Linked DNA regions of Mus musculus: all the other regions are linked to region 5. Evidence: chromatin loops called from intact Hi-C (ENCODE). Cell type or tissue: left cerebral cortex. All regions are shown on one strand.

Region 1 (4,000 bases), 130 kb before region 5:
GCCATCACCTCAGCATTCCAGCCCGTAGAAGGGAAGACGGATCAAGGGAGCTTTCTCTAAAGTCACAAACGACACGTTGCTTAACCTTCTGACTAGAAATCAGGCACGTAGTGAGACCCAGCAGCAAGTGAACCTGAGAAGAATATCTTTTTCCCTTTCTGAGTCTTCATGTAGGCAACTCTACACGGAGGCTGTTTCTAAGGGAGGAAGGAGATAAGGTACAGTAAGAGCCATGGTCTCTGCCATGGGGATCCTTCTCAGAACCTAGGTAAGGTAAGTTCCTTTCAAGGCTGGCTATATAAATAATCATCTCAGTTAGGATGCTTGGTGGGACCAAAGAACCAAAACTGCCGAGCAGGCATGATCTGACTTGGAGTGGTTCCAGGACCTTCCTGTGAATGCTGGAGTCATTCAGTGTAGAGCTCTCCTCTGTGACTGGGTCAAGGTTGCCCCACTGTAAACCCAGGGAAGCTAGCCCAGCCTTCCTCTCAGGGAATGTGTATGCTTCCCTTACACCTGACCCTGGCACAGACCTGGTGGTTGTTTTTCAGAAGCATCAGTGTCTTTGCCTTAGGCATTTGTCCTCAAAGGGCAGCGACACTGTCTACTGACTGCTTTGTACAGGGTAACTGCTTAACTAATTCCTCAGTTTCCCTGCAGCCTTCGGAGTCCTGCAAGGAAGGAAGTAGGACCATCTGCAGCTGTGGTGAGCCCACCGAGGCTCAGGGAGATCAGGAGATGTGCCCAAAGTCACTCAACAAATACCAGGATCTGGTTCCCCATGAGTTCTGCTTTGGTCACAGGTCTCTCAGATTCTGCTCCCAGTTTGGGGGACACTCACTGCTAGCCTGTCTATCCCAGAGTTTGTGAGCTGCCTTATCACTTGGGCAACTGTCTTGCACTTCCTAGTGGATGCTCCTCTGAGTTAAATCAGATCTGCTCCAGGCTCCACACCCTCTCCTCCCTCCTGTACCGTTCTCGACTTTGTGTGCCATCCGGATTTCTAGCTTTACCCTTAGGTTCATCATGGACCTCAACCAACTAGACCATCTCTGTGGCTTTCCCCAGGGGAGAAGGCAGGCATGACACATGAACAAGGATGGAGAATACAGGATTTGATGGTAGAGTGGGGGGGGGGGTAGGCTTTAAGCTCTGCAGTGTTCTAGGGGTAAGATGGGATCTGAGAAATTAGCTTCAAAGATATGAGGGTGGAGGGGAGGTGACCAGGGATACGTAGAGAGTGACCTAGCAGGGTGAGATCCCGACAGAGGCTGGAGAGCTTGTATGCATTAGCCCACAGCGTGCTCTAACACCCTCCCTGAGGCTTGGGATTGAGTGACTGGAGGGGACCTTAGCATCTATCCAGCCCTGTTGCTATACTATGCCAAGCCTCCAAATGTAGTCCCAGCACTTGGGAGGCAGAGGCAGGAGGATCACAAGTTTAAGGCCAGCCTTAGACTACATAGTGAGACCTGTCAACAAAATCAAACAAAATACAACACAAACTCATATAGTCTACGCGTGTTTATTAATGTTTTTTTAACTCAGTCGTTTAAAAACTAGTCAGTCATCTGACGAAGCGACAAAACAAGGAATAAAACAGTAATGACATTAAAAAGCATCTACCCCCTCATGTATGCAGCTGCCGAGGGCTTTGGTCAGCTAACAGGACTGACTACACGTGAACAGTCACTAGAACTTAATTGAGAAATTGCCATCGAGGGGGATGTAGCTTGTGTACTCCCTCCCCTCCACCTCTAGATGGCAGCATAGAGCAGTGGTTAAAACTGGCCTTCTGGCCTTCAAAAGATTTGAGTGACTCAAGCGAAGAGAATGATTGAAGCCTACCTCATTGGGTTAAGACTTTCTTGAAAGGCCTAGATCATAATCAGTGCTCTCCCTCCCGCTTCTGTTGATGTTGCTATCATATTATTATTCCACCACTCTGCTGGGGAGCCACGTCTGTGTTCTCTGTGGTTACTTTTCTATGCCGGGAGAGGCAGCAACTTCACACTAAGCTAGAAGCTGTGGTCTCCCAGCCCTCCGCAGGAGCAGGAGAGAGGGATGCAGCTTTTAGTTTTGATCTTGTGACTCCCTAAGGCAGTGAAAGGCTAACATGGCCTGCTGCTGGCTGGGTCTGTGTGTATTGATCAGCGTCACAGGGGTGGAACTGGGGGTACTGTTCTAGAAGCACTCACTTTGATTCCTCAAATAAATCCTCCCCCCGGGTCCTGCTAGGAAACTAATTGGGGGTTGATTCTGATGAATACATGCCTGGTCGCAGCCTGAGAAATGGACCACGCCAGCAGATGGCTGGGGCTTGAGAAACGGTCACGGCCTTCAGAGGGGCCCATCAATAATAGATCGGCTCCAGCCCTGAGAGAGGGAAGCGTTTCTGCGGCAGGTATGAATTATGGATGCCGTTTAGGGTAATGCGGATCTATCTCAGAGGTTCCGCTCAGTTTATGTGCTAGTAAAAGCCGGCAATTTGCCCGTGTTCCAGCTATAATTTGCGCTACATTAAGGGACCCTCCTTTCCATAATGGATGTGCGGTTGGACGCAAGCGCAGTAGGACCCAAAGGGCAAGGCATGCTGGGCCGGTAAGAAGACTAGGTGAAGGCCAGGGAACCAATCACGCGCTGAGGGCCTCTTGGCTGTGGACACAAAAGGATATTTTAACTCCCAAGGTCTAGGGAAGAAACCACACTCAATCCCCAGTCCTCCCGTTGACTCGACCATCATCAGATACACTTGATGTAGGCCTTAAGAAAAAACCCAAAAGGAAACCTATGGCCTGTTGGGTAAGAAAAATAACAGTACTGGAAGGAAGCTGTAGACAGGTAGGCTAGAATAGATTCTAGAATTCCAGTTCTGTCGTCTCCACTTGCTAACTGTGTGACCTTTACGAAGTATGTCCCCTCTTCATGCATGGGTGTCCTCCTTTAAATGGCACAAAGGCTGACCATTATGTGCTGAAGTCAGACAGTTTGTCAGAGCCAAGTGATAATCAGAAAATCCAAGAGCTGGCTGTTAAAGATGGCCATCATTAAAAATTAAATTTTATAAACTTGCAATTAAAATTAAAGGCAATAAATACACTAGACTCATCAATTCCTAATGAGTCTCCTCCAGTTTACTCTCTGTGTTCCTAGGGCTATTTGTGTCTCTTTCTTCTATGTGGTGACAGTGATACACAATATACCTCCTTCCTCATGACAGAATGTTGTCTTCACAGGACAACACCATCTGAGGTCTGTGTTGTCATGTTGGTAGCTTGCCATTGGCCATAGCAGCAATATTTACACTAAAGGTTATTGTCAAATGCTGTTAGGCGGCATGGCCCCTCCCCCACGCTGGCTGCTCACCTTTCAAGAGCACACATTTAACATTGACCTAGGGAAATTGTTCAGATGGTTGGATGGCTTATGGATTTATAGATTACCTAGAACAGCATCCAGCACATAGGAAATACCATGTAAAACTTTTTAAAATGTTCACATTGTTTTCTAGCATGAATTCCTTACTTTGTATTTTGTGTGTGTGTGTGTGTGTGTGTGTGTGTGTGTGTGTGCATGTGCGTGTGTGTGTGTGCATGTGTGTGTGTGTGTGTGTGTCTTTCTCTATTACTCTCTGCCTTACTGTCTTGAGACAGGGTCTCCCACTGAACCCGAAGTTCTTCATTTTAGCTACACTGGTCGGGCTGTGAGCTCCTGGGACTTGCTCGTCTCCATCTTCCAGTGCTGGGACTACATGAGTGTATAGATAGCCACACCAACTTTAATGCGGGTACTGGGAATTTGAACTCAAGTCCTCAGGCTTGCAGAGCAGGGGCTGACACTCACTGCATCTCCCCAGCTGCCACCTTAGCTCTTTTCTCCTATCAAAGGCCAATTATTCATTCAAGTCTGTGTTTGTCATGCCTTCCACTTCACTTGCAAAAAGTGAGTAACTTTCATGTCAGTTTGGGTTGAAAAGTGCCAGGAGAGCCACTGTACTTGG
Region 2 (4,000 bases), 250 kb after region 5:
GTTGTCATGGTGACTATGAAATGACTTAAACTGGATCTCATTTCTTCCCCTAAATTAAACTCTTCCTAATTGTCATTTACTTGAGAATACAGGCAGCAGGTCATAGGAGGTTCCTTTAGAATGATCACACATTCCTTTGTTCAGCTGCTTCTTATCCTGACCAAGGGCTTCCTGTGGCTTCTAAAAGTAGAGTTTCCCTTGTGTGGAATGAGAGCTATCCTGCAAGTCCTCCAGGGTTAGCACTTCTTTCATCACTATGGTTACAATGACAGCTCACTGAACATTTTCTCTATGCCCAGCACAGTGGGTCAGGCTTAAAGAGCATCATTCCCCTTTAACCTTCATGATTCCACCTCACAGACAGGATGGTTGACTCAGACAAGTCAGCCAGCTGGTAGTTCAGGAAGTTACCACCATGTGCCGTCCTTAAGAGAAAGAAATACACCCTCTGCATGTCACTCACTCAGCTGGTGCCATATATGTTTGCAGAACATAAGACAGGGAGGAGGCAGACTGTAACATGGACTGCAACGTTTTCGAGGGTGACCCAGGAGGACTTTGAAGCAAGGTGGTATTTGGGAGATGATGTGAGGGTGAAGAAATGGACCATTTCTGTGTCTCAGAGCTGGCAGGCAGGATGTTTTGAAGAGCAGTGTTGAGCACAGTGCTGAAATGTCACATTGGCTACTTTGACCCTGTGACTAGACAGACCCTATTGCTGGGCCACACAAGATAGTTCTACAAGGGACCTGACTCTTGTCTTGGGGTGATAGAAAACTGTCATCTTCCCCCATGTGATGTTGTATGAATGAGATCCATTCACATTCTACACAGCTCAATCTTGTGAGGCCTATTCTAGGAGACAGACCAAGTCCTTGGAATCGGATCTGAGTCTCTTTCTTTTCCTTAAACACAGGGAAGGCCTAGGAAATATGAGATGTCTGATCTTAACTAAAGAGTGAAGCCTCATATAACCTTCAACTCAGGAAAAAATAGGGGAGCTGGAGAATTGACTCAAAGGTTAAGAGCATTTGTTGCTCTTGCAGAGGACCGGGTTCAATTCCCAGGCCCCACAGGGTGGCTCACAACCACCTGCAACTCCAGTTCTAGGGGGATCTTCATATCTCAATGGGCACCAGGCATATATATGAAGCACTAACATATGTGTAGGCCAAGCACTTATACACATACATACATACATACATACATACATACATACATACATAAAAAACAAATTGAGAAAAGAATGGAGCTGTTTAAACCAAAAGAGCATGTCAAATTAATGACATAGCCCTGGAAACTATAAAGAATGGGGTGATGCTCATTGGGCCAAATATGTAAAATCTGTCTCCAAGAGAGGAGATCCCTTGTTCTTCCTGTGTAGTGAATGCTGACAGGGAGAGAGAAATGTGGTGAGCCACAATGTAGTTAAGACAGAATCTCAGAGGGCTCCACAGGAGAAAGACCCTATCCACCAGATCAGGAAAAGTCTGGGGCAACCCACACGGAGGAGATGCCAAGAAAAGGGGCGAGCCACTGGCAACACCAAACATCTGCTCAAGTCTGGAGCCCACCTGGGAAGGGCCCTGACTTGGGGTGAAAGGTTTTCAACCTTTTTCTATGGGCGTAGACTTCAACTCTCTCATGGGGGCTTTAACTCAAAGGACAAGTAAGTAGACCTGGCCAAGGAGCTCTGCCATGCCTTTTCTTTCTTCAGGAAGACTTAAGAGGCTAAAACATGTTGTGGAAACAGTAAGCATTCAAGTATTTGAAAATAATCCTCCAAATACAGTGGAGCCAGAGTGGTCCTTAAATATCTATGCAAATACTAGATCTATATATTGTACATGAACATTTATACCCATGGTGAAACCTCTTTAGTAAACAGTGTGCTGTGGTTAAGCTAAAGGAGAAATTTTACCACTCCAAACTAGAGGGAGAGCCGAGTGCTATTTTGGATGACGGAGCATGTGGTCTACCCCAACCCAGCCATGATGTTGTGCTTTGGAATGGAAAGGTACCTGCTCCATGGTGCTCTCCGAGAGTGATGGCTGGCTGGAGTATTTACCAGACGAGGAATCAATTCACCTCAGGCATTTCTACCCTCAGATGAGAAGTTTAAAATCGGTAAACTGGACTTACAATACAATGCTGAGCTCTATTGCCCCCAAGTGGTCATAAGTGATATGACAGTCCCACTAGAGCATTCCGTTGGCCAGATAGCTAGGGGAAAACCAAAACCAAAACCAAACAAAAACACCTCAGAAGTCAGTTACTGGAGTGCTGGAGAGATGGTTCGGTGGTTAGGAGCAGTGGCTACTCTTTTAGAGCCTCGGTCCAGCTCCCACATAGTGGAGCACAGCTACTTCTAGCCTCCCCCAGGCCCTACGCACCAGCACACGAGTGGTGCACTTACATACATGCAAGCAAAACATTCATACACATAAAAATAATAAAGCAGGTAATGTGTATACGGGGTGAGAGAAGGCTGAGGAAAGAATATTTTTATGTTGCAGCTTCCTCTTACAACCAAAGAAGAACAATGAGAATCCGCTGGAAATGGGGCAGAATGTGAGCTCTTTCAAGGCCAGCTCTGTAGCCCAGGACAAATAGTCTCTTATCTCATATAACTGCTGACTGGGAGCACTGAACAAGTATGGATGTGATCTTTTTACACAGTAATTGCATGGGGAGTTGGCCAAACTGCATGGCAGTATCCTGTAACTTGATGTTTTACCTGAAACACTGCAGTTTTAAAGCCTTTTGTTAGAGAAACCTATGCAGTACAAACACTATTCAACATTTTAAAAACTGGTTTGGCAAGGGAGAGAAAAGACAAATATGTCTTGAAGAAGGCATCATGTAATAAATTTATTATGTTTTGTTACATTTTCCAGTTTTCTCTTAATTCCAACTATATACTATACAACCAACTGCTGTCTCAGAAATAAAACGTTTTCAACATAAAAATATAAATTCTGCTTCTTAAAAGTGCGTACACCTTGAATAATAAAATATACAAATAAATAACAGAAGGCAGTGCCACACCTCATGCACTTGGCCTAACATAATTTAAAATGTAGGATACACTTTCTTCCAGCCTGCAGGAAGGATACTCTGCCGTCCTTTTACTGCAAAATTAAACTTATACAGAGCTCACTAATGGTGGCTCGTGAATGACACCAAAGCATTTTGTGTACAGTGACATGACATGCAGCTTTTAAGACAACTGGAGAAATAGACGCCGGTGCAAAATCACAAGAGAATCAAAACAAAAACAAAACAAAACAAAAACAAAAAAACACATTTTGGTAATGGGCCTGAACTCAATTTTAACCAGTGGTGAGAGGCACAGTTGGTGAGCAAAGCTACACAACACAAATGCCTACAGGAAAACCCAACAGAGCCGCAAGCGCAGAAACACGGCCCCCAGTCTGGAATAGCACCTAGCAAAGTCCCCGCTGCAGAGTTCATAGCAGCAGAGAGCTCGGCTCTGGGAGGCTGTGCCAAAGCTGTCCCAGCTCTGATGTTTTCCTGATAGCCTTAAAATACGGACCATGTCAGATAAACTTTTTGTAGGCAGTCTGATGCTCAATGGGATGAGGACACACAGCACAGTGGATTATTCTGAAGATGGTATAGTGTGCCTGGCTCACCACAGACTAAAACCAAATTTCATGTGCCTCTGTAGGTAACATTTCTGGTTAAGTATTACATGATCTTTTTAATTACATAAAAAAACAACAACAAAAAAGGCTCCAAAATAATTTGAATAAAATGTTTCACATTTGTTTCAAACTAAAAAGGATTCCAGAAACTACACAGAAAAGACCTAGAGGGAGTGAACCTGAGCAGGAGGCCCAGTGCTGCCTGTGGGTTACACCGGTGCTGCCAGAGCAGGGCAGGGTTTGCAAGGCTAGGCAGGAAACTTTCCACTGTCTTCTACCATATTTTTTAACCTGGACATTTTTCCCTCTCCTGCATGGGTCGGTGTCAGCCC
Region 3 (4,000 bases), 160 kb after region 5:
GCCAAGTCTACTGAAAGGCCTCATTAGCATGGAGAGGCATTCTAAGTGCTGGGTATGTGACTGACTGACTGCTGGTTGGGGTCACCTGGTACATGCCAATGGCAGACATAGAAAACAAGAAGGGAGTTAGTCCTACTCCTGCCATGATCTCACGATGAGATTCTAATCTCTATTTTTGTGACGTCTAGGGTTTGAGCATGCTCCACCTCACCAGATCCATGCCAATTCCTTTTGTGGTATGATCTACATGCCCTACAAGACATATAAGAAATAAGACTGCAAGAATGTTTCAGTTACTGAGTACTGAGGTGGTATGTTATGGTGGAAACAGCCAGAAAAGTGTTCAACCTGCAAGGGGCTGTCAGCTCTCCTAGTTATTTTTCTACCTGTCCTTGGGGCATGCCTTCTACCCTTGCCAATGGCCCTTCTCTTTAATGGTAGCGTTAGCTTATAGAAGAGGCAGCGGGGGGAGGAGGTTTGCTTATCACATGGATTTATGAGGAAGGGTAAATCTCCCAGAAATCTGGGAACCTGGTAATCAGGGCAGGTGAGGAGCTGGGGAACAGAATGATGGAGGCAGAGGATGAACACTGTGATTTGAATACCCACAGGTTTGTGTTTTAAAAGTTGTTCCTTGGCTGGTACCGATTTTAGGCCTAGCTGAACGAAGTTGACCACTCTGAAGATTATACCCCACTCCTGATTCCTGTCTTACTCTCTCAGGGTCGTCTGGTCCACCATGCTGTCAACCACCCTGTCCACAAACTGCCACTGCCACTTAGTTGCTGTCGGGTGCCTTCCCAGTCACAGTGTAAACTGTGAGTCAAAAGAAATCTCTCCTCCCTGAAGTTATTTTTGTCAGGACTTGTGGTCACTGCAGTACAAGAGCATATGATGGTCTTTGGAAGTCCCAAGTGTTTCCTCTCATAGCCAGCATCTGCCATAAACACTAGTCACGGGTCCACACTGGGCCAGGCTTCGCCCAGCCTTCCATGCAGTGTACATTCTGGGCTGTCCACACCTCCCAGGGCTCCGCAACGGTAACCACAGCTCCTATGCTTTATCTTACTATAAATCCTACACTTCATAGCTCCCCCCTGGGGCCTGACCTCCCACCTAACCATTTCCCATGCTCCTTTCTTAATAAAATGGCTTCATTCTCAATAGAATTCACCACCAGACCGTACTCCTAGAGGAAAGAGCTGATAAAGTACCTGGTCCAGGTGTTTGTGCCTTGTCTGGCAACCACAAGGTCGGCTTCTCAATGGAGAGAGGTTTCTAACTGATCAGGGAATAAGCCAAAAGCTCAAAGGCCGAACAACCTGAACTTGAAGAATGTTGCTGTCATTCACGCCTGTGAGTTTTAGGGTCACTCACTTCCTGTCTAGGCTTTGGTTTCTCTCACATAGAACAGTCTGGAATGGAGAGAACCAGTGCACCTACTAGGTGTTTTCAGGAACTAAGGGAAGAGACACACTGAGGAATCTACATCATCTTTTTACAGCTGGGGAAACTGAGCCACGGCAGAATGAAGCAGCTTCCTGGAGCTCACTGCCAGTCACTCAGCAGAGACCCAGAGTAAAGGAGAGGAGCCCTTTACTCTCTAACTCTGCTCTGAGTCATTCAGGCTGTCCCTTTTACAGTGTGCCAGGAGGAAAAGAAATAGCAAGTGAGAGGAACTGCTGAGAGATTCTGGGAGAGCCAATGAGACTACTTTCACTGCCCTGCTGCCTTCTCCCATGCTCACATCTTGTTCGGGTAAATGTTTGGAGGCACTGGGGCCCAGGAAACTCAAAATGAGCTGCGTGTAAACAAAAGTCTTCAAGTCAGATGGCAGCTTACAGCAACATCTCCCTCCGAGGGCTAATGTCATGATACCACACAAACCAACGGTAAGGAGGCACCCCATCCCTTCCCATTGATACCATTCAGTGGACTTTTAAGGACACAGAATTTCCTCAGCTTCTGTGGCTGGAAAAGCCGTCACAGGCCACCATCTCTGTAACCCCTAGAGCCCTGTGAGGCTGTGCATGCAAAGCAGTGCAGGGACTGGCCATTGGACCATGCAGCATTCCCTCAGGAGAGCTCTCCCTCTCATTAGCACTACCCCCTAAGGATGGAGGGCAGAGGTCCAGGTCAGCACAGAAAGGGTTCTGCCTGCCCTGTGGATCACGGTCCAGAGGAAAGACTTCACGGGGTCTCAGATGTGCATTTGAGTCTCTTGCTCTGAGCTGTCTGTCACTCCCTGCCTAGAATACAGATAAGCTCAGCTAACATACAGCAGCTGTTGCAGGGGGAGCTAGCTGGAGCCTGCTCTCTGCTGGGAGGAGAATCCCTCCACCTTGGAGCGCTTAGTGGGAGTTCCCCCAAACTAAAACACATATATGACATCATCAATGGGCCATACGGTATATCCCTCTTCTGAAAATGTTAAACATATAAACTCACTGAACAAATACATACACGATCTCTCCTTTTTATAATTCTTTTGTATGTGGAAAAAACACAAGGAGATCAGAAAATGGGGGAAACATTAAATAATGGGGTTAACTACAAATACACCATATTTGTCTTGGTCAGCTTTTGCTTTGTAACAAGCAATTGGGAAACATGATGAATCAACACAATTTTGTTCTATTTCTCATAGTAATGAGTTAACGAGCATGTTCCTTGGGGCTGGGTCAGCTCAGCTGTTCTTTATGGTCTATCTGGTGGCTATGCCACAAGTAGATGGTCCAGGATGGCCTCTCCTACATGTCAAGTGGAGGTTCTGGGTTAGCAGGACAGGGGGGAGATAAAGTCAACTTCTACCCATATGTTGTTCATCATCTGTTAGGCTTCCTTGAGTTCATTTGTACACAGGTAGTCACTGGGGTCTCAGATGAACAAGAGGGGACAAAGCCAGTGAGCATGTACCCTCTAAGCTTCTGCCAGTATCATGCCTTGGTTTGAATGTGGAGCAACATGTCCACCAGGGGTTCATGTGTTGACCTTTAACCCCCGCTGTAAAGTATCAAGAGACTGCAAATGTAACACAGCTTCTTCCATGTTTCACCAGTGCTTGGGAGAACCCTGACTAATGCAGTATGGCTGTTCTCATCTCTGTTCTTACCCTTCCTAATGCTGTGACCTCGTGTTGTGGGGACCTCCAACCATAGAATGATTTCATTGCTACTTCATAACTGTAATTTTGCTACTGTTGTAAATCATAATGTAAATATCTGGTGTGCAAGATATCTGATATGCAACCCCTGTAAAAGGGTCAGTTGACCCACCTCCCCAAAGGGGTCATGACCCACAGGTTGAAAATGGCTGCTCTAAAAGAACAGAATGGGCAGTGTGTGTGTGTGTGTATGTATGTATGAAAGTGGGCTTTATCAGAGTGGCTTACTGACTTCAGTCCAGGTAGTTCAACAATGGCTGTTTCACAATGGAAAGGCCTAGAATTCAGTAGTTATTCAGTCATGAGGCTGATGCCTGAGCAGTCCCAATCTGGTGCTGGAGTCCTGGAGGATTCCTAGAGAACTGCTGGTCTTCAGTCTACAGTGGGATCCTGAAGAAGGAGGTTTTCATACCAGTGAAATAACTCAGGAGAAGGATAGATGAACTTGCCAAGGAGAGTGAGGAAAGCAGGCAAAAAAGCAAAAGCTTCCTTCTGTGAGCTTTTCTGTAGGCTTCTACCAGAAGGTGTGGTCCAGATTCAGAGTAGGTCTTCTGACTTCAAATAGTCCAACCAAGAAAATCCCTTGCGTTTTAGTTGACTCCAGGTATAGTCAAGTTGGCAGTCAGGATTAGCCATTATACTCATGATTAAACGCCGTCTTAGTTAGGGTTTCCATTGCTGGGAAGAGACACCATGACCAACTAACTCTTCTAATGGAAACATTTAATTGGGGATGACTTACAGGTTCTGAAACCCAGTTCATTATGAATGATGGCAGTGTCTAGGCAGGCATGGTACTGGAGGAGCTGAGAGTTCTACATCTTGTTCCAAAGACAA
Region 4 (4,000 bases), 150 kb after region 5:
GATCCTCCTGCCTCAGCTCTGATGCTGTGTCTGCTGAATTGGTGGCCCCAGAGCTCTCTGTCCTCCCCTAAGGAACCTATCAAGCTTGGTTTGCAGGCAAATGGCACAATGTAGTTGAGATGGCAAGCCTCGATTTAAATCCTGCATGTCTAGCCTCCCTCAGTCCCTCCAGCAGCGGGAAACAGGGTACAGTAAGCTATGCAACACTACAAGAGGTTTCTGCTGCAAAGGAACTCGGGCTCACTGGGTGTGGTCTATGAATCTGTGCAGTTCAAAGTCACAGATCTGGCAGGTGTGGAAGTGCACATCTGCAATCTCTGCACTCAGGGGCTACAGCAGGAGGATCAATGATTAGAAGTCAGTCTGGGTTTCATAAGACCCTGCCATAAACTCATGGGCCTCTGATGAATTACCAAGCCCCCATAATTCTAAACTAATATGTGATACAAAGCTAGTACAAGATGTAGCGACATCACAAGTCCCTGGTAGGGCATCACTCCATCTGAGGCGATCTTACCCAGATGTAGAATGTCTGCTAATTGGAGGAAATGTCAGACAAGCCCAGACTGAGAAACATCCTATACCATAACAGATAAGAACACTCCAAGATGTCAAGATCCTGAAAGACAGAACACACATGGGGGAAGTCAGAGAGACATAAGGATGAAAGATGAAGTGGGTCCTGGACAGGAAGGATGTATGGAGAACTCCACTACAATCTGTGTCAGCTTTTAGTCTTCATGTGCTTGACAGTTGGCTGTTTGTGACAATCCAAATACAGTTTTGTAAGATGTTGACATTGGTGGAAGTTAGGTCTAGGACATTCAGGAACATTCTACCACTTGGTCAACTTTTCTATGTCTAAAATCATTTCCAAATAAGATGTTAAAAAATAAAGTTATTATAAAAATGTTTATCTTGGAGTAAAATTGGTGTCATTCCTCAGGCTCCACCTTCCTTTCTTTTCCTCCCTCCCTCCCTCCCTCCCTCCCTCCCTCCCTCCCTCCCTCCCTCCCTCCCTCCCTTCCTTCCTTCCTTCCTTCCTTCCTTCCTTCCTTCCTTCCTTCCTTCTTCCCCTCCCTCTGTCTTTCTTTCTTATAGACAGGGTCTCTCACTGACCTGGAACTAACCAAGCCGACTAGGTTGCCAAGCCCAGTCAGTAAAATTCTTGCCACACAAGTCTAAGGACTTCAGTTCAGTCTCTAATACTCATGTGAAAACCTGGGTGGGATGTCACATGCTTGTCGCCAGCACCTGGGAGATGGAAACACAAACAACCCTGGGAAAGAAAGGTGGGTGGAGCCTGAGGAATGACATCAAGACTCATGACCTACACACACATATGCGCCAGCACACCCTTACACACATGTACACCCTCATTAGTGGTTATCTTCTGGAGGCACAGTGATGATAAACATATCAATGTACATAAGGGAATGAAGAACGCATTGCTACAGCTGGGCACACGCTGCCATCCCAGCACTCAGGAAGATGAGTGTTGGAGGCCAGCCCGACTCCATAGCAGCGCCACCTGCCGTTCCTGAAGCACTTGGCATCCACCAGTCAGCTTGAAGACTCATCTCCCGCCAGTCTCGCCAGTCACGCCAGTCTCGGGTGTTTACTTCTCAACAGTCGTCCAGTAAGGAAAGTGCAAGCATACTTCTTTTAGAGATGAGCTTGAAAGCCAGGCAAGGTTCTAGCTCACCTACCTGAATACAGTCCGTCTTTGCCAGGTGCCCCTCTCCTGAGGGTGGCCCAAACAACCTAGGGGAGCCCCCCTCTTGCTCTCACTGGCACTCCTGCCCGACACCCACCCTCTTCAGGTTCTGATTTATACTTCCAGAAAATAGCAGCTCTTGCCAGCTTCCTGTTCCTGCCTTTGGATTTCATTAGCAAACCCCATTCTAATTGAACTTTCATTCACTGGGCACAGATCGGCAGTTAATCAAGCTGCTCCCAGCTTGGCTCGCTTCCTTTGGTGGGGGCAGAGACTTCAAGCAGCACTCAGCCCCACTCCTGGGGCAACGTACCCTGTTCTCCAACTGCGTCCTACAGCTCCCTGTGTTCCCAGGACACGGTGCTCTTAGTGATTTCTAAAGAAGACTGTTAGACTCGGATGGTAATCACAGCCCCTTCTGGCACATTCCCTGGACTCTTGGCCTCATTAGAAATCCTCTCCTTGCCTGCTTCCAGCTTCTCTCTTACAAGTAAACGCTCGCCTCTGCTCTCCTGCCTGCCAGACTCTCTGGACACCTCGTTTACTTTTTTTTTTTCTTTCTTAAAGTAACATTTATTGTCACTTTCTCTCATTCTCTGATTAAAGAAAGAATATGTGCTCGTTGCAGAAAAATTGGAAAATGGGGGGAAAATTCACAAAGAAGAAAATAAAACTCAATCATTATGTCACCAGCCAGAAATAAGCCCCGCTGATATATGGAGGTATAGGGGTGCCTTAACTTTCTTAAATATGGCTTTTGTGAAAAATTACACATTATAGGACCAAATCCCTATCCAGAGATCCAAAATGGAGGTAACAGTGGGATGGCTCACCCTACTGCATGATTCCAGTGGACGCCATTCTTATTGTAGCCTACAGGAATGGTACCTTCTGAAGTTGTATGGTGTAGGCAGAGCAGCTGGACATGGTGGCTCGCATAGGAAAACAGTGTGTAGAAAGAGTGAAGCAAACCATCACTGGGACACAGTCCTGGGATTCTTCGAGAAGTCTGGAAATTAAGCAGGTCCAGTGTGGCTTGCAGTCTTCTGTCAGCTGAAAATGATTTGAGTTCATTCAAAACTATTCCCTCTCCTGGTCTAGGATCCTGCCCCATGGGGAATGACCCCAGAGCCTGTTTCTGTTTCTTATGCAGTTAGTTGTCCTTGGTCTGGCTGTCCTGGTTTGGACAGGGCAGGAGCCAAGGACAACTAACTGCATAATGAAAGCCCCAATCATATACTATGGAGATAAAGAGGAAAAGCCATTATCTCTGCACCTCCATGATGGTAAGAGGTTGGTGGGGGGGGGGGGTTCCCTGACCTGACCTGGAGCCTGAGGAGACTACGGACGAGGACCAGCCAGTGAAGGGCAGGGGAGATGCTCTGATCTACTACTAAGCTGCCGAACCTAATGTGACATTTCTTCTTAGAGAGTGCTTTTTTTGTTGTTTTGTTTTTTTATTTTGTTTGTTTGTTTGTTGTTGTTGTTGTTGTTGTTGTCATTGTTGTTTTGGTTTTTCAAGACAGGGTTTATCTGTGTAGCCCTGGCTGTCCTGGAATGCACTCTGTAGACTAGGCTAGTCTCAAACTCAGAAATCTGCCTGTTTCTGCCTCCCAAGTGCTGGGATTAAAGGTGTGCGCCACCACTGCCCAGCAAAAGTGCTTTTCTTTGTGCAACCATTCCGGAAGAAGAGCCATGCAGGGCTGGGTTATGAATGACATGGGAACAAGACCTAAGTGTAGAGTAAACCCCAGCTGTATTCCTGTGACCAGCAGAGACACCTTCTCTGCCTGGTCATTGTACCCTGCCCCCTGTCTCTTTCTTTGCTTCCTGGCTGCCATGAGGTGAACAGCACCCCACACACCCACACTTTGACTACAGTATCTCTGCCTTGCCATGGACCTTAAAAACAATGGAGCCAGATGAGCACAGATTGACATCTTTAAAACCATTAGACAACTGTATTTCTCTGAGGAATTTGTCACAGCAACAAAATGTCTGATGAACATTGAATGTACAGAGAAAAGGAAGCTACACGCTGTCAAGATGCTATAAATATGTTCTGGGATAATCGACTCTTTCCAATCATGTTACTTTTAACAATCCATACAATTGCATTCCATGAATGTACCCAAAATTACATTTCTTGTTTATGGGTGTTTTCATTTATAATCATTTAAGTTTTATACACTAGAAATAAACTGTGGTTTACCTATGGACTAGATGTCAATCTTTGTCCATAACCATCCACATAGGGTATGATGACGCATACCTATAATCCCA
Region 5 (4,000 bases):
ATTAAAAGTAAAGTCAAGAGGTAAAGTATTTTCCTAGCTATACAAAGACCTAGGTTCAACCTTTAAGACCCTTAAAAAAGTATGGATTCAACCTTTCTATCTTTCAAGAATATGAAAGCTAAATCACGACTTGAGATTTGAAAAAAATAACTGTAGCCATGAACTGATGAGAGGAGATGAAATTTAATCAGGTCAAATGTTACATGTTAGGGTTTTTTTAAAAGTCCACTGCTCAAGCACAGCAGGGAGTAGCTATGCTTCAATCATCAGCACTTGTAGGAAAACACTTAGAGATGCTACGAGGCTCCAAGCTGGAGATGTCAGCAGTGTGATGCTGCTGCAGGAAAAAGGCAGTGGGGTCCTTGGTGGCATTACTAGAAACAGAATTTATCAAAGCTGGGTGGGGGGTGAGGGTCCTGCTGAACTTTATATGCTCTACCTGGAATTCTCATCCAGTCCTCGATACCAGATTTTTAGCAGCAATCTAGATATATTCATCCACATCTAGGAGAAGAGCCTGGGATGGAGTCATGTGGATAATGCTCAAAGGAAGTTCGAAAGCTTCAGAGCTCTGTAATTAAAACCTTGAATCCTGGAGCCAGACTGTCTGGGTTTAATCCTAGCTCTGCCAATTACTCAGTATATGTTTATTTAACCTCTTTTCACTCTCTGTAAATTAGGACTTATAATAATGCCTATAATACCTATCTCCAAAGATAAGTGAGGTAAAGCCTTTTAAGTAGTTTGCACATTATGGCACAAAACAAGCACTTGATACATGCTAGCTATTGTTAGAATTAAGATTCTAATGTGGAGATATAGGCATCGATTTGTGTGCTTCTCAACCTTGATCAGAGAAGGAGATTCTCCTCTCTCTCTCTTCTCTCTCTCTCTTGCTCTCTCTCTCACTCTCTCTTTCTCTCTCTCTCCTCTCTTCTTCTCTTTCCCTCTGTCTCCCCCTCCCCCACCTCTTCTCCCTCCCTCTCCCCCTCTCTCTTTAAGTAGGCAGGGATTAATGCAGAGACTCAAAACTGGTCAAAGCATTGAGAATAAGTGACTGAGAGTGCCCACCCCCGGAAAGGACATCTACAGCACATGCTTCCCAAGGCTCAGGGAACGTTAGAGGAGGGGGAAATAAGAATACAAGAACTGGAGGATGAGAAGGAGAACTGTGAAGTGATGCTTTCTGAACATGTCAGGGTCATTGCCTTCATGAACTCACAGTCACAGTGGCTACCTGCACAACATCCACACAAGGTCAAGACCGTCAACCTCCCCCTATAGACTGATAGGGAGCTTATGGGGCCCATTCATGGCTGGGGAGCTACTGGCAGGTGATGGCTGCCAGTGAATCCTTTCTCTTCGGAGGTGTGGCGACTGGTAAGTTGCTCATGCTGCAGAAGATGGACCCACACCCAGTAAGCTGTGGGAATTACTAATTGAACTTAGTGGGTTATTTTTTGAAGAAGAGGAGGAGGAGGAAGAGAAGAAAGAGGAGGAAGACAAAGAGGAGGGAGACAAAGAAGGAAGAGGAGGGTGAGGAGATGAAGAAGAGGAGGAGGAGAAAAAGAGGAAGAGGAGAAGGAGGAGGTAGGAGATGGGGAGAAGAAATGAAATTGGGAGTGAACATGTTAGAGGGTTCTGGGAGCTGCTGAGATTGGAAGTGATATGATATGAAATTCTCAGAATAAATAAAAATATTTTTTTATAAAATAATCCAAAGAAATGCGAGGAAACGGTAATAGTATGGTAGGCTTTAACAGTTATCAAATTACTTATCATGTACTATATGTATTAGAAACTAGTCCCTACAGCAGAGAGCTTGATCTAAGTTTTCTAGGGATGGGCTTGGTTTAGAAACAGAGCATATTTCCCAGTTTGAGCAAGAATACACAGACCTTGTCCTGAAGTCATCGTCAGTCTAACGGAAGCTGAGGGGGGTGGTGGGGTCATACAGCCATCTTGTGAGGGTCTTCTCTTTGGGAACACTGGTCCAGGTTTTTAGGGGATGTAAATCCCACCTGGAATGCAGGGTTCTAACCAGCTAGGGTTGGTCACTGGGAGCTGTTCTGAAGACAACCTCTTGACAATCATTAGATGTAGAAGTGCTCTGTCCTTTATTTCCTCCTGCTTTGTCACTGTGAGGAAACCAGTTATATGCTGACCCTTATATAGCGTCTGGTACCCTGGACAGCTCCCTGGGGAGCAGGCCACCGCTAGGGGGCGGCCGCCAAGAGATGAATAAGTCTGAGGCTCTGGGGCTAGCTTGATTTCCAGGCCCAGTAAGGGGGCGGGGGGGGGGGGCGGGAGTCGGGGTGTGTGTGTGATGAGGTGGTGTGCAAATTGGATAGAGGTTTGTGCTCCATGGGTGCGAGACAGAGTGAGTCGCCTGGGTGTGAGTCAGCATGCGGGTGCTAGGGGGCTCGGTAACTAGTCACGGAATCTCACTCTCCTCCACCCATCCATTTTGCACTGTGCGCCCAGGTCCCATGCGTGTGCGCACCCTGCACGATGCCAGATTCCAGGCTGTGTGTATTGGTTCGGCGAGATGGCTGGGGATGGGGTGTGTCCTTGTTGTGTTCCTATCTTCGGGTTAGGTGTATTCTTCTCTCCACCCTCTGTGGGGTGTTGAGGAGTGTCCGGATTAGAGTGAGCTTGTTCCTGTGCTAGTGTATGTGTGGTGCATGTGTGGGTAAGTGTAGTGGAACCGAGTATCAGGGTTGGGTGCTTGCATGAACACCCGGGTCTATGTGTAGGGTGGGTGTTGGCGTAATCTCAGGTGTCCAGAGGCCGGAGTGATGGGGGTGTCTAATCTCCCACAGGAGTACAGGACATACCTGCCCACCCTCCCTTCACCTCCCCAAGCTGGTCAAGGCTCCGTAGGGAGCAGTCCTCATGGGGAGAACCTGGGGAGGTGTTGTACCTGAGAGGAATAAGAGAGTCAGGGTGCAAGGGGCGGGCCAGGTCCCCGGGTGCGGCGCGGGCTCGGGGGACCCGCGCGGCTGACGTCAGGCGACTCCTTAAATAGAGCCGGTAGCGCGCTCCACTCGGCATTTCCCGAGGAGCCAGAACGCGGCCGGCGCCAGCGCCACCGTCCGGTCCGCTCATCCTCCCGCCGGCACTGCCGCGCGGCCACAGAGCGTCCCCAGAAAGGCGCTCGGAGCATCCGGAATGGGGCTTCGGGCGCTGGGCGCGCTCCGAACCCGACGCGCGTGAGAATCGAAGAGCGCCGGGAGCCGCCCGGCTGTCCAGAGCCCTCATCGCTTAATACCGGGAGATGCTGGCAATGCAGCCACCTGGTCCCCGAGGAGCCACCGTACCCGGGACCCCCGGGCACGGTGCTTGCCCAGGCCAGCTGCCCCCAGAGGAGATGATATCCCTTACGCCCAACGCGCACAGCGGGGACAGCGCCACGCGAGCCCTCTAGGCAATCGCAGAGCCACGCAGCAGCTCCGCCGCAGGTGCCACCTCGGAAACCATGACCCCCGGCGCGGGCCCATGGAGCTATGGCCTATAGGGTCCTGGGCCGCGCGGGGCCACCTCAGCCGCGGAGAGCGCGCAGGCTGCTCTTCGCCTTCACACTGTCCTTGTCCTGCACTTACCTGTGTTACAGCTTCCTGTGCTGCTGCGACGGTCTGGGCCAGAGCCGCCTGCTCGGCGCACCGCGTTGCCTCCGCGGCCCCAGCGCAAGCGGCCAGAAACTTCTGGCGAAGTCCCGCCCGTGTGATCCCCCGGGGCCGACGCCCAGTGAGCCCAGCGCTCCCAGCGCGCCCGCCGCTGCCGCTCCAGCACCGCGCCTCTCCGGATCCAATCACTCTGGCTCCCCGAAGCCAGGCACCAAACGGCTGCCCCAAGCCCTCATTGTGGGCGTCAAGAAAGGGGGAACTCGGGCGGTGCTGGAGTTTATCCGCGTGCACCCGGACGTGCGGGCCTTGGGCACTGAGCCCCACTTCTTCGACAGGAACTACGGACGAGGACTGGACTGGTACAGGTAAGAGGG
Region 6 (4,000 bases), 170 kb after region 5:
ACATGTGGGCCTGCACTTTGGATGCACAGTGGATCTCCATTGTGGGGCACTGTAAGTCTATAGTCTGGGTACATGGCTAGTCTCCATTCTAAGAGCCTTTAGGTCTAGGCTCTGGGTGAATGCTGAGCCTCAATCTCTACCATGGGTGCATGGTGGATCTTGTGTGGTATTATAGACTATGTATCAGTGGCTGTCAAGGCTCTCAGGGGAATTCTCTCATATAGCCAGGACTAAAAACCACACACACAGGTCAACAGTTTTCAAACTTTGGTGTGTGCATAGGCTGTGTAAGTACCAGAAACAGCAAGGTTCAGATGAATCTGACCATCTCGCAAAGTTCCCAGGAGGCTCTGGGAGTGAACAAACATGAGCTGCTTATGGGGTTTACTGCCCTACAAAGAGTTCCAGAGACACCTTCCCTACAGGTCTCTCTTCTTCTTAATCCATTTTCCTTCCTTGGGGCTACTTAGCTGATGCCATGCCTCTTAATTCTCAAAGAGCAAGAAGACCTCAGAAATAGATGGGGCCAAAGATATCCCCAAACACAGTCAACAGGAGCTTGCTTATCAAATCTGCTGCCCTTCCTTCCACCTCCCCCTGCATGTATGTTTAATCAGTTTCTGGATTGTTGTTAAAACTTAAATCATTGCTAACATTTCCCTAAATAGATACTGAATAAAACTTTGGATTTCGGTAACTTGTGGCAGATCAGGGGATTAGCAACAATCCCCAGTGTGGTAGTCATAAGCTATAACTGCTTCTTACAATGGGCATTAGCTCAACCGCTTGCCACCGTCCCTGCCTGACCCTCACTGCTCATTGCTGTGCTGCTCTGTGAGCATGAGGGGTCTGCAGCCTCCAGATGGGGTCTACTCGGTTGTTTTGTGGATAAAACAAGCAACCCCAGACATCTGAGGCAACTGTCAACTTGGTCCCTGAAATAGGACCAAACCTAGGATTTGGGGTCAAAATTTTCAGTTCTTCCTGCTTGAAAGAACTTGGGGAGTCTCTTGGGTTTATCTCACTCTTCCTGAGATATCCTGCCATCTTTACAAGATGCCAAGGATATAGATCTCCCTCATTGCCACTTTGAATCTTAGGCAAAGCACCTAGGAAGCTCAGATCATTTCTGCTCTTGGCCTTAGGGCTGTCACCCAGTCAGACATAAGTAAACAGCAGCTCTGTACCTTAGCAAACTTGCCTATGGAGTGTTTACAGTGATGCTAACGGTGGGATGCTAACAGTGTATAATCTATAAAGTGGCTTTGAGGGTTCAATCCAACTGACTGTAAAACATTTTGACAGACAAGGTAGAGGAAGGGCTCTCTTGGTAAAGCACTTGCCTTGAGAGCATTGCCTCTGTCCAACTTCAAAAGAGTCATTATTCAGCTCCTAGAGGGATCCACAAGAAAGTGTATTCAGAGAGCCACCGATTGGATGAGTGACATTAGTTAAAAGGTTGTGGAGTCTAAGATATCTGCTCTGTAAATTACAGATAATAGTAGCATTTACTTCTTTGAGTGTCGAGAAGTTTAAATGAGATAATGTAAGTACAACCTGCTTACCTACCCAGAGTTGTGCTCCAGTGATTAATTACCTCTAGGTTTTGACTCCCCGAAGCATGGTTGCCACCTGGTGGTGTAAGAGAGTAACTCCAGGTTCTACGGGGCGTGAGAAAGAGAGAAAGGAATGCAAAGGGTTGCCAGAGGGTGCTGGATGGAAGGGTCTGATTTTGCAGTGGAAAACAGATTCAGAAAGCAGTAAAGAAGAGCCCCAGGATAGACTTCCTTACGGCTCACTCTTCCTAATTTCTTCTTCCTCACTGCTTCTTGGCTGGTACCACATCTTAAAGTAAGAGCCCCTCGGAGTGGGATAGAACTATAGGCATCTCCGAAGACATTAAACGGCTTACACAGGGAACATGGGCACTGCCAGTCCTTGCCCATTCTGCCATTACTTCCCACTGCTTATGACAATTCTGGCTTTTCGTAATTCCAGAAGTCTCCACTTGACACTGTCCAGCTGGCCTCCGAACTGCTTGGCTCCTGAGCTTGGCTCATAACTGTCTCTATCAGTTCAGGATACTTTCACAGAACATCACAGAACATCACTGAGCAGGTGGCTTGAACAGCAAACATGCATTTGTCACAGTTATGGAGACTGGAAATCCAAGAGCAGGTGCCAGCATTCTTAACTCTTAGAGAGGGCTCTCTTCTTTGTTATGTCATTGCACGATTTCTGTGGGTGAAGGAGGGAAAGAGAGGGAGAATCAGAGACAGAGACAAATGGAGTGAGACAGAGAGACAGAGACAAGAGACAAACAGAAGGAGAGAGACCAAGACAGACAGAGACAGGCAGAGAAAGACAAACAGTGAGAGAGACAGAGCGTAGTAACCACCAGGTAGTGTTCTAGGGTAAGAGAACCACATGAGAACAAAACAGGCATCTAACATTCACTCTGGACCTTATGCCAATGCAGAAAGATAGACAACAACTAACACGAGTAGTTACAACACAGAACGCATCAGCAGGAGGAAAAACTGTTCAAGAGAATGAGATGGCATTTGAATCATTTGAATTCAGACCAAAAGTGGCACTGAATTCAACTGCATAGATATTTTGAGGGAGGTTTCAAATGGAGAAAGAGCAAGTAAGGCCCAGAGGTGGAACCACGGCATGCAACAGGAGTGCAACAAAGAGGCCCGTATGGCTCTGGTGGGCAAGTCAGGGGGAATAGCAGGAGATACAAGGTGGTTAGAAAGTAGACTTACCCCACACACCTATGGTCACTTGATCTTTGACAAGGGAGCTAAAACCATCCAATGGAAAAAAGACAGCATTTTCAACAAATGGTGCTGGCACAACTGGCTGTTATCATGTAGAAGATTTCGAATTGATCCAGTACTATCTCCTTGTACTAAGGTCAAATCTAAGTGGATTAAGGATCTCCACATAAAACCAGAGACACTGAAACTTATAGAGGAGAAAGTAGGGAAAAGCCTCGAAGATATGGGTACAGGGGAAAAATTCCTGAATAGAACAGCAATGGCTTGTGCTATAAGATCGAGAATCCATAAATGGGACCTCATAAAATTGCAAAGCTTCTGCAAGGCAAAAGACACTGTCAATAAGACAAAAAGACCACCAACAGATTGGGAAAGGATCTTTACCTATCCCAAATCGGACAGGGGACTAATATCCAATATATATAAAGAACTCAAGAAGGTAGACTCCATAAAATCAAATAACCCCATTAAAAAATGGGGCTCAGAACTGAACAAAGAATTCTCACCTGAGGAATACCGAGTGGCAGAGAAGCACCTGAAAAAATGTTCAACATCCTTAATCATCAGGGAAATGCAAATCAAAACAACTCTGAGATTCCACCTCACACCAGTCAGAATGGCTAAGATCAAAAATTCAGGTGACAGCAGATGCTGGCATGGATGTGGAGAAAGAGGAACACTCCTCCATTGTTGGTGGGATTGCAGGCTTGTACAACCACTCTGGAAATCAGTCTGGCGGTTCCTCAGAAAATTGGACATAGTACTACCGGAGGATCCAGCAATACCTCTTCTGGGCATATATCCAGAAGATGCCCCAACCGATAAGAAGGACACATGCTCCACTATGTTCATAGCAGCCTTATTTATAATAGCCAGAAGCTGGAAAGAACCCAGATGCCCCTCAACAGAGGAATGGATACAAAAAATGTGGTACATTTACACAATGGAGTACTACTCAGCTATTAAAAAGAATGAATTTATGAAATTCCTAGCCAAATGGATGGACCTGGAGGGCATCATCCTGAGTGAGGTAACCCAATCACAAAGGAACTCTCACAATATGTACTCACTGATAAGTGGATATTAGCCCAGAAACTTAGGATACCCAAGATATAAGATATAATTTGCTAAAAACATTAAACCCAAGAGAACAAAGACCAAAGTGTGGACACTTTGCCCCTTCTTAGAATAGGAAACAAAACACCCATGGAAGG

Evidence for each region. A loop is a pair of places that touch in the nucleus more often than their neighbours do. Peaks named below come from ENCODE experiments on the same cell type or tissue, not always from the same donor. Only the 100,000 strongest peaks of a DNase experiment are listed, where the experiment ranks them.
Region 1: a loop joins it to region 5, with 2.3 times the contacts of the local background. A loop is called at or near these places in 3 of 42 quality-filtered maps.
Region 2: a loop joins it to region 5, with 7 times the contacts of the local background. A loop is called at or near these places in 6 of 42 quality-filtered maps.
Region 3: a loop joins it to region 5, with 2.9 times the contacts of the local background. A loop is called at or near these places in 7 of 42 quality-filtered maps.
Region 4: it touches region 5 in a loop (2.9-fold over the local background); 4 of 42 quality-filtered maps call a loop at or near these places.
Region 6: a loop joins it to region 5, with 13 times the contacts of the local background. A loop is called at or near these places in 7 of 42 quality-filtered maps.

Annotation. Positions count from the first base shown.
Region 1 is chr7:121,257,252-121,261,251 of GRCm38, forward strand. No RefSeq gene overlaps it. Among named protein-coding and RNA genes, the nearest start is that of Gm36736, 78 kb to the right of the region's middle. In left cerebral cortex, a CTCF peak has its summit at 1,751 (motif pointing right); a DNase peak (open chromatin) is centred at 1,768.
Region 2 is chr7:121,639,177-121,643,176 of GRCm38, forward strand. Usp31 (ubiquitin specific peptidase 31) reads right to left here. Exons shown (of 16, transcript NM_001033173.2): 16 at 2,845-4,000. Among named protein-coding and RNA genes, the nearest start is that of 1700025J12Rik, 51 kb to the left of the region's middle. In left cerebral cortex, a CTCF peak has its summit at 2,181 (motif pointing left); a DNase peak (open chromatin) is centred at 2,175.
Region 3 is chr7:121,553,468-121,557,467 of GRCm38, forward strand. No RefSeq gene overlaps it. Among named protein-coding and RNA genes, the nearest start is that of Gm39081, 16 kb to the left of the region's middle. In left cerebral cortex, no CTCF peak of the experiment used is centred here; a DNase peak (open chromatin) is centred at 1,690.
Region 4 is chr7:121,538,074-121,542,073 of GRCm38, forward strand. It overlaps Gm39081 (a long non-coding RNA gene), which reads right to left and starts at 1,802. Exons shown (of 4, transcript XR_869921.2): 1 at 1,710-1,802. In left cerebral cortex, a CTCF peak has its summit at 1,534 (motif pointing left); DNase peaks (open chromatin) are centred at 1,539 and 2,023; H3K4me3 peaks cover 345 bases; H3K27ac peaks cover 1,073 bases.
Region 5 is chr7:121,389,224-121,393,223 of GRCm38, forward strand. It overlaps Hs3st2 (heparan sulfate (glucosamine) 3-O-sulfotransferase 2), which reads left to right and starts at 3,073. Exons shown (of 2, transcript NM_001081327.1): 1 at 3,073-3,991. The coding sequence starts at 3,507. In left cerebral cortex, CTCF peaks have their summits at 2,208 (motif pointing right), 2,420 and 3,082; DNase peaks (open chromatin) are centred at 2,272, 2,444, 3,045, 3,493 and 1 more place; H3K4me3 peaks cover 1,743 bases; H3K27ac peaks cover 1,556 bases.
Region 6 is chr7:121,562,087-121,566,086 of GRCm38, forward strand. No RefSeq gene overlaps it. Among named protein-coding and RNA genes, the nearest start is that of Gm39081, 24 kb to the left of the region's middle. In left cerebral cortex, a CTCF peak has its summit at 1,640 (motif pointing left); a DNase peak (open chromatin) is centred at 1,630.